Regions from separate parts of the Homo sapiens genome. Here region 1 is linked to region 2. Evidence: chromatin loops called from intact Hi-C (ENCODE). Cell type or tissue: PC-9. All regions are shown on one strand. Each heading gives the region's core, and the rest is flanking DNA. Links, peaks and the distances in the headings are about the cores only. Region 1 overlaps EML6 (EMAP like 6). Region 2 overlaps RTN4 (reticulon 4).

Evidence for each region. Hi-C counts contacts between places; a loop is a spot of excess contacts. Peaks named below come from ENCODE experiments on the same cell type or tissue, not always from the same donor. Only the 100,000 strongest peaks of a DNase experiment are listed, where the experiment ranks them.
Region 1: a loop joins it to region 2, with 2.2 times the contacts of the local background. A loop is called at or near these places in 3 of 110 quality-filtered maps.

The regions. Positions count from the first base shown.
Region 1 is chr2:54,726,693-54,731,094 of GRCh38, forward strand. All of the region lies in intron 2 of EML6 (EMAP like 6), which reads left to right. Among named protein-coding and RNA genes, the nearest start is that of EML6, 5.2 kb to the left of the region's middle. In PC-9, for the core only: CTCF peaks have their summits at 2,376 (motif pointing left) and 2,603; a DNase peak (open chromatin) is centred at 2,239; H3K27ac peaks cover 1,118 bases.
Region 2 is chr2:54,977,428-54,981,829 of GRCh38, forward strand. The region is part of intron 5 of RTN4 (reticulon 4); the gene reads right to left. Among named protein-coding and RNA genes, the nearest start is that of RTN4, 71 kb to the right of the region's middle. In PC-9, for the core only: no CTCF peak of the experiment used is centred there; a DNase peak (open chromatin) is centred at 2,424; H3K27ac peaks cover 2,183 bases.

The sequences.
Region 1 (4,402 bases), core at 170-4,169, 250 kb before region 2:
TTTGCTTCTCTAATTGCTAGGCTGATTATGAAAGTTACAGGTGCAAATGATTAACAATGACTCATGAAAAGGTTAGATGTTTAAAAATTTAAACCCATTATGTTTTTGCTCTCTCTGTCTTAATGCAGTGCTTTCCATTACAGCATCAAAATAAGATGTAGTCCTTTGGGTGAAGGGAGAGAGTGGCAATTAAACAGAAAATTCTCTGTGGTTAAATAATATTAATGTGACAGTTCACTGAACTACTTTGTGGATTTGAACTCCTAATCCTAATTTTTTCTCTGATACAAGGAAAAAAACCAAATGCACTGTTGAAGCTGAAGGTGGGAAAAGGGTGGAGTTGCAGTAAACCGTTGTTATGACAAGCAGCCGGGCTAGTGGGATGTGATGAAATCTAGCTTGGGTGGTTAAGGAAACATTCAGATTTGAAGAAAAGGTGAATGAAGTGATGTGTATAACTGGGTTTGCAGGGAGCCTTAACTGATGAAGGGAAAAAGAGACAGTTAGCATCTGATCTATTCATTAAGCTACTTTAGTGACATAGTAGTAAGCCTGATTTCAGAGGAAGGACTGTATTCATAATTCTCCACAATATTTGGTTGGGTCAGAGTATGTATAGGTGAGCAGAGCAGAGCAGAGTTCCTTAACATCCAAATATGTCTTTGTACACAAGAATAAAATTAAGTTCAATGAATTAAGAAACACAAACCACAGATTATTATGGAATTAAGAGCTATGAAATTGGAATGTTTATGCTGTTCTTTTGCTTTGTCTTACATATGTAAATATCTTTTTCTGGTGAAGACACTGCACAAACCACAATGCACAATTTTTTGTCCTTATGAATTTTAATTCGTTTCTGTGTATCCCGGTTACTACTATTCTTCCACCTGAAATATTGAAGTTTGTTATTAAATGGAGAGGACTATAGCTAAGGTTCTAATGCAAAAGTGTTTTGGTTTTTTATTGAATCATTACATGAATATCAAAACTTGTTCGTTTCTAATTCTTGTTTCCATCAGGTGAGATAGCATAAGTAATTGTCCACTTGGTACATAGCTTTTGCATTAGTTTGAAAGATATATTCATATGCATACATCTATACTGCTTTATTTTTTGTGCTGTTTTGCCAAGAATATTAACTAGAAAGCAGCCCAACAAGTATTGATAACACACTCCATTTTATAAAACCATGTGATCTCCAAGATCATAATGAACCCTAATAATAATGTAGGTTTTGGCAGAGCTCATTAGGGCTCAGCATATGTGTCCTTCTGCTTTGACAGGCTATATGTCTAAGTCAGATTTTTAAAGATGTTGCTATGTGAGGCATAATATAATTTACTGAATGTGGAGGCTTAGTTTTATTCTCTTGAATATTACTTTTTAATTCAGATAACAGATTAGAAGATGATGCCATATTTTAGACCTGATAACATTGTGATAGAACAAGTGAATACTTAAAGTAATATTTGCTATTGGGCTAACAACAAGATGCAAATCAGGGCTTGATACCAAGGACAGTAATAGAGACTGGGATAATTACTAACTTGGTTTCTACTTTAGGTAGTAGAACATGACACAGAGAATGGGAGTAAATGAAAGAAAAGCCTGTGAACACATTCATCCTCTGTTACTTCCCTTCCATTTTCACAGTGATTCCAGTTGAGACATTTATCTCCTCACTCTGGACCACTATATGTATTGCTTCTGGCTAGTTCCCTGTCTCCAGGTTCTTCTGCCTCGTTTTCCGGCTCCCATTTGCAAAGGAGGTTTATGTACAATGCTGCTTTAGGGGAAAGGGCACTGACTTCGTTATCATGCACACTTGGGTATAAATCCCACTCTGCCATTTACCGGGGGTATCTGGGTGAGTGGCATCACTTTTCAGGGCCTTGTTTATTTGTGAAATGGGAATGACAATACCTAAACTGCAGAGTTGTAACTATTAGAAAAAAATGTATGCAAAGGGTTTAGTGTGGGGCCTGGCCCTTAGTTGGTGCTCAATAAATATTCTTAGTTGTGGTAGAAGTAGTATTTCACTAAACACACACACACCCCCAGAACAAAACAATGATTCATCATTGCTCACAGGCAGAAGTCCAGATTCCTAAGCTTTCTGTTCTCTCTCCTAACCTACCATCCTATCCTTATTTTCCTTTTTTAAAAAATCATAAATTCTTTGCTTCCCACTTGCCATATGATGACTCTGTTCTTCCCTGCCTCACAGTGGAATGATTCATCTTCCCCGCTGGCCCTTCTCTGTCTGTCCAGCCGCACCCCTCCAATGGCATAGCAGTGGGAGCTTGGACTTTGCTGTCAGTCATACTTGAGTTTGAACCTAGGACTGCCACCAGCTGGCGACTTTAATAAACCTCTTCGAATCTTAACTATCTCATCAGTGAAACAACTTTTCACTTATAAAATGGAGTTTTAAAGTATCTCCTTTGTAGTTTGTTGTGGGGATTACATACAAAAATGTTTGGCCAGTGGTAAGTGTGCAGCACCAGGGTCCTGTTTGCATCTGCATCCTGCAAAGCCCTATCTGCTGCAGTCTCACCTCTCCCATGAGACCTTGTACCATCCTCAGATGAAGGGGCACCTTGCACTTCCAAAACTTTGTGTGTTTTGTGACCGATGCTGCTCACTTAATATGTATCATTTAGGGCTATCGTTTCATTCTGTTTTCATTTGTAAGCGTATATAAGACTCTTGAGGCTGAGAGTGAATTTTATAACCAGAGCTAACATTTCCTGAGTGCCAAACTCAGAACTAAATGTGTATATCGATTGATCTGATCCACCCTCTCACAGTCCAGTGAGATAGGCACTGTTGCTAACCCCAGGCTACAGGGGAGGCAGCTGAGGCACAGAGAGGTTGAGGATCTTGCCTGTTGTCACTGTCTGGCAGACTGTGGAATGGGAATTGGAACCCAGATTGGTCTGATTCCAAAGCTGCAAGCTTTGGCTTCACTGCTTTATGGCCTCTTATATTGTGGTCCCTACAACTGTGCCTTCTTCCTAACCAGAAGGTAGTAGATTGTTGCTCTTTGTAACTTGCTTATCCTCTGTTGGTCTATAAACCGTTTGATTTATTCAAGAATATTTGAAGTAGATCATTAGAATTCTGCCTGGAAATGGGACCATGTTTAAGTTTGCTTTAGAAACATCCCCAGCTCGGCCAGGCTAATCCCAGCAATTTGGGAGGCTGAGGTGGGCAGATCACTTGAGCTTGGGGGTTCAGGACTAGCCTGGGTGGCATGGCAAAACCCCATCTCTACAGAAAATACAAGGGCTGGCTGGGCATGGTGGCAGGTGCCTGTGGTCCCTGATATTCCGGGACCTAGGGCCAGAGAATCTCTTTGGCCCAGGAGGCAGAGGTTGCAGTAAGCCCAGTTTGTGCTGTTGCACTCCAGCCTGGGCGACAAGAGTGAGGCCCTGTCTCAAGAAAAAAAAAAGAAAAGAAAAAATTTAAAAAAGAGAAATATCCACAGCTTTGGAACAATGACCTGAAACAATGATCTATTAGAGATTTTAATTAAAAAAAATTATTTTAGTCAAAATTGTGACATGGCTCAAATAATCTAGTGCTGCAAATACAATTGAACTTGTTGGATTTGAAGAGACAGGTCTAACAGCCATGATTGGGCCTGGAGTGTCAGGTAAGCAAGTTCACATGAAGGCCTAGAGATGTGACTTTATATTCTTTAGTCCCTTGACCAGTTTGAATAAGAGAAATATGGAGGTAACTACAAAGAATCAAATCCATATTAAGTTGAGTGCTTGCTCTGTACCAGACACTTCATGTATATGTCATCCTATTGAATTCTCCCACCCTCAACACTGAGAAATAGGTCTTCTCATTTTACACTGAGAAATGGCTCTGCGAGGGGAAGAGATTTAATCAGAGTTACTCAATGGTACCATCCTACTGCTCATTGGATCCCACTTACTCTGTGCATTGGAAAGAGCGCAAAGTGAAAGCTTTTGACGGAAGCTTATAATGATCTTCATAAATGATTGCATTATTGCTCTTCTTATTAATAAATTATAGTCTTGTGATTTTTATTAAGATTTGTTTATTCTCTAAGTTGGGTGTAATTTATTCTTTCATATTTGTTAATTCATCAAAAACTCATTTTACATCTATAATGTGCCAGATGCAGGGGGTATAGCAGTGAACATGACAAAGTTTCTGCCGCCTCGAAGCTTACTTTCTGATGGGGGACGCCAACAGTGAATGGACAAGAAAATAAGATGACTATAGATTGTGATAAGTGCTAAGAAGAAAAATAATCACAGAGAAACTGGGTTGAATGGGGGTATGGAAGCCACCTTAGGCAAGATTTCCAGAGCAGCTCTCTAGGGAGATGGCATTTAAGCAGAAACCTGAAGGGTGTGAA
Region 2 (4,402 bases), core at 135-4,134:
CACTTTCAGATTTAAGATTGTGTTCTGGAACATTATAGTTGCGCCTCAATTACAGAAAAGTAAGAACCTCTGCTGAAAATACCTGGTCTTAGTCCCTAAAAAAGTAAAATTATTAGACAGCTTTTTGGGATTTGAGGTTTCAAAAGACAGGAACCTGCTAAGAAGGCTCAGTCAGACTCAATTAGCCCAAAAGCTGAGCCCAGTAGGCATTGTCATATGCTTTTCTTTCATAATTGCGGGTGGGAAGCGAGGGGAGGGAGGATTTATAGTTTAATGCCACAACTTTTTAAAACAGTGATTTTTGCCATACTATTTGACTAGGAAAATGATCGTTGCTCACTCTATAAATACTTGAAATCTTTTCTAGGACTTAGAAGTTTGTAGTTAATTGCAAAGGAGCAAAACAAACGGAATATTACACAAGAATTTAAAAGGAGAACTCTGCAGAACATGTCTTATTTTTATTCGCCCAAGTCAACCACCAGGAAACTTGGACCAGGCACACGGATACCCATCATTTCACACCGGTGTTTATAAAAGGACTAATGAGCCCTGGAGTTTGGTTATTTTTTTGATCACATTTTGAAAGGCCAGGCTCCTCCTTCACTGCCCCCGCCAAAAGGCAATAAGCAAGGAAAAGGTTTCACATGCTAGCAAGAGCGGCTCTAAAATTTCAATTTCTGAGGAAGATGGTTTCACATGGAAATAGTCATAATTGTAGGCTGGGCATGGTGGCTCACACCTGTAATCCCAGCACTCTGGGAGGCCAAGGCAGGCAGATCACCTGAGGTCAGGAGTTCGAGACCAGTCTGGCCAACTTGGCAAAACCCCATCTCTTCTAAAAATACAAAAATTAGCTGGGCGTGGTGGCGGACACCTGTAGTCCCAGCTACTTGGGAGGCTGAAGCAGGAGAATCACTTGAACCTGGAAGGCAAAGGTTGCAGTGAGCCTAAGATCGCACCACCGCCCTCCAGCCTGGGTGACACAGCGAGACTCTATCTCCAAAAAAAAAAAAAAAAAAAAAAGAGCTAGTGATAATTGTGACCCAGAATCTAAAAATGTAGATATAAATTTGAGGGCACACAACAGATTTTGCATTTATGAAGACAATGAGTTATAGAGATACTTCTTTCAAATTGTTGTTTAAAAACTATTATTTTGTAAACACAGAGCTTGATAAAAATGTCTTTTCTAAATGACAAAAATTTAGAAATGAGAGTAATTTCTACTACATTTTCCTGAAATTAAGATGGTTTCCATTTTCCTAGCTATGAATCATATAAAATCAATGTAATTCCAATAAAAAGCTACTTCCTATAAATTTTAAAAAACTCATTGTTATTTAAATAAGAAAAAACATTCATCTCAACTGGAGAGACTGGAGCTATTAGCAAACTTCCCATAAATTTAAAATCTGACTGTAAGGCATTAAAATAAATCCGTTTAAACAAGGTAAATACATTTTTCCTTATGTTGAAAAAGTAAAAAAAGAATGGGAATTGGAAAAACATTTTTTGCTTGCTTTAGGGTGACAGAATATAACTTTCCCTACCAGTTTTTGTGGCTAAAAGGCAAAAAGTAATACAGTCCACTATTAAGGAACTTAAGATTAAGATTTTAATAATTTTTTTTTTTTTTTTAAACAGACAGGGTCTCACTCTGTTGCCGTGGCTGGAATGCAGTGGTATGATTATGGCTCACTGCATCCTCCACCTCCTGGGCTCAAGAATCCTCTTGCCTCAGCCTCCCAAGTAGCTGGGACTACAGGCATGGGCGACCATGGCTGGCTGATTTTTCAGTTTTTTTTTTTTTATAGAAACAGTCTCACAATGTTGCCTAGGCTGGTCTCAAACTCCTGGCCTCAAGCAATCCTTCCGCCTTGGCCTCCCAAAGTGCTGGGATTACAGGCGTGAGCTACTGTGCATGGCCAGGAAAACCTTCTTCTTTTTAAAATGCTCTCTATATAAACAAAAACTGTGGTGGATAAGTGTGGCCATACACAGAAGTCTCTCTAGAAAGGTAATCCTATCAAGCGTTTTTATAAAAAAGCAAAGTGATTTTTATCAGCTTCCTTTTTTCAATAAAAGCTGTTTTAAGGAAGTATTCAGTATTTCTGTATATTCAATGGAAACAAACACATGGAATCTGTACTACTCATATACAATGACATTAGGAAAGGGTTTAGCTAAATTCTTGTGTGGCAAAATCACAAGGTTTATCGTTTATCAAGGAAGACCTTTCATGTACATTATCAGAGTGTGCACCTGAATTACCAAGGGCTTTACCTTTCATGGGGAGAAAAGGACAGATTCCCTGCCTTATTCATTTGCCTCTAGATTTTGAGATCTAAATGCCAGGTTCACTTTAAGTGCTAACATGATGAGGCAACTGTTACTTATTTGCAGTCCTAAATGAATTGCCAGCTGGGGAAGTCACCAAGCAGGTTTCCTTGAGCTCTGGGCTTGCCAAAAACACAACTCAGGGAAACCAATCAAGTACGTTTTTCTTCTCTTCTCTTTTTAAAAGGATTGCTAATCCTTAAGGATAAATTATAATTTTAATGAAAGTCCTTTTTTTCAATACTAAGAAACAACAAGTGTTCCAGAAAGGAAATCTGTCTCATCATGTGTTACTTTCTGTTACTTTCAAATTAGCAGTCACTCAATGCAAGAACTTATCAAGTTCGATTTCTCTCATTTATGCTAGCTTCCTCATGAATAACATAATTGCTTTTACAAAAAAATGTAGTTTTCAAAAGAAATTAAAATATAAGATTTAACAAAGAAATTATTTCTCAAAACTTTTTTTAAAAAGTCCTCATATTCGATTCTCAAATACGTGTGCAAAACAGAGATTTAAAATGTTTCTTAAGATCTCATCAGCCCCTTTCTAACATTTTCTCTCTCCTCTTGCCCCGTATCTACACAATGGACTGTGTATGGATGAAAATTTTCTCTGAAAGAATAAATAAGTTTTCTTTTGATTAAAGACAAGTGGAAACTTTATACTCAAACTCAGAAAACTAGAGCATAATGAATCATTCCCAGATCAATTTTAAAAATAGATTTATTCAAGAATGACATTTCTCTCAAGAAAAATGTTAAATTGTAGACATATAGCTGCCTTCACTGCTATACTGTGCAAACATCGAGGATGACTTTTGGTGTATCTCTGTTGCCGTGTTTATTGAATCTATAAAAACAACAAGCATCTCTCCTCTCCCCTAAGCTCACCAGGCTTTTCTTTGAAGTCACCTCTCTCCCCCACCAATCTTTGACTACTAAATTCAGAGATGGTCCTTTGCTGTTTGAAGCTCTGAATTACTACTTACAGACAGTATTTCTTCTCAGTCAATTCCTACCCACAAACCATCCATCTTAAGCGGCATCAGTACCTCCTCCTCAATCACTTTTCACACATGTTCTACCCTAGAAGTCAGCTACGTATAGAAGGTAATAATACATGAATAGGAACTGGTTTCCTCTAGGCTGTATGTACAAGGTTCTATTTCATTTGCTCCAAAATATTTTTAGTTGATCTCTTTTGAAACTTATTAACCAAGCATGCCAAACAACATAACCGTAATCTTTTTATTTACAGACTAACATCAGATCATTTTAAAACACCACTACAGATTTAGTCACTAAATGCAACCACTCTATACGAAAGAGGTAAGTAATAAAAGGAAACTACATTATTTACCCTTGATGTTATTAGGAAGTAACTTAAGTTCCAAGTCATAAATAAAAATAAGAGATGCGGCTGGGCGCAGTGGCTCATACCTGTAAGCCCAGAGACGCAAACAGCTGAAAATAACGTATCAACTACTAGGTTATAAAGGCTAAAATGTTTTTGTTTTTTTTTTTTAAAAAGCACTTTAAGCACTTAAACCTATTCTGACCAGTTCAGAAATTGTTTTTCTGAGTCTAAAGGCCCAGTCACCTTATTACTACTATATCCTTGGCATGTGTGATAAATATAAACTAGAACATTTCTCTTGGAAATGAAAAATGAAAAATTATGAGAATTACCACCACTACATTTCTGCCCAGGCTTAGATTGGAAACAAGTCTGCCTGTTTTCTGCAGAGTCACAGGAAAGAGCATATACAACACAAATGACAAGTTCTATGAAAAAGAAAAGCACTACAGGTCCAGTGCTTCAGGCTTAAATTACACAACTGTGGTTTAGTGCCTGTTTCGTCAGTCAGAACTTTGGGAGAGTTTATTTGCAAGGTGAGACTCTTAACAGCTGCTTATGTAGCGAGATCCAAAAACTAAAGAAAAACTTCCAATGATTACCAGTTGAAGATTAGTTGAAGTGTTTCAGAATATTAAATCTTATCTAGAATAAGAAAGAGTCCAAGATATGAAATAGCTTTCATGTACATAAGTGCTAGAC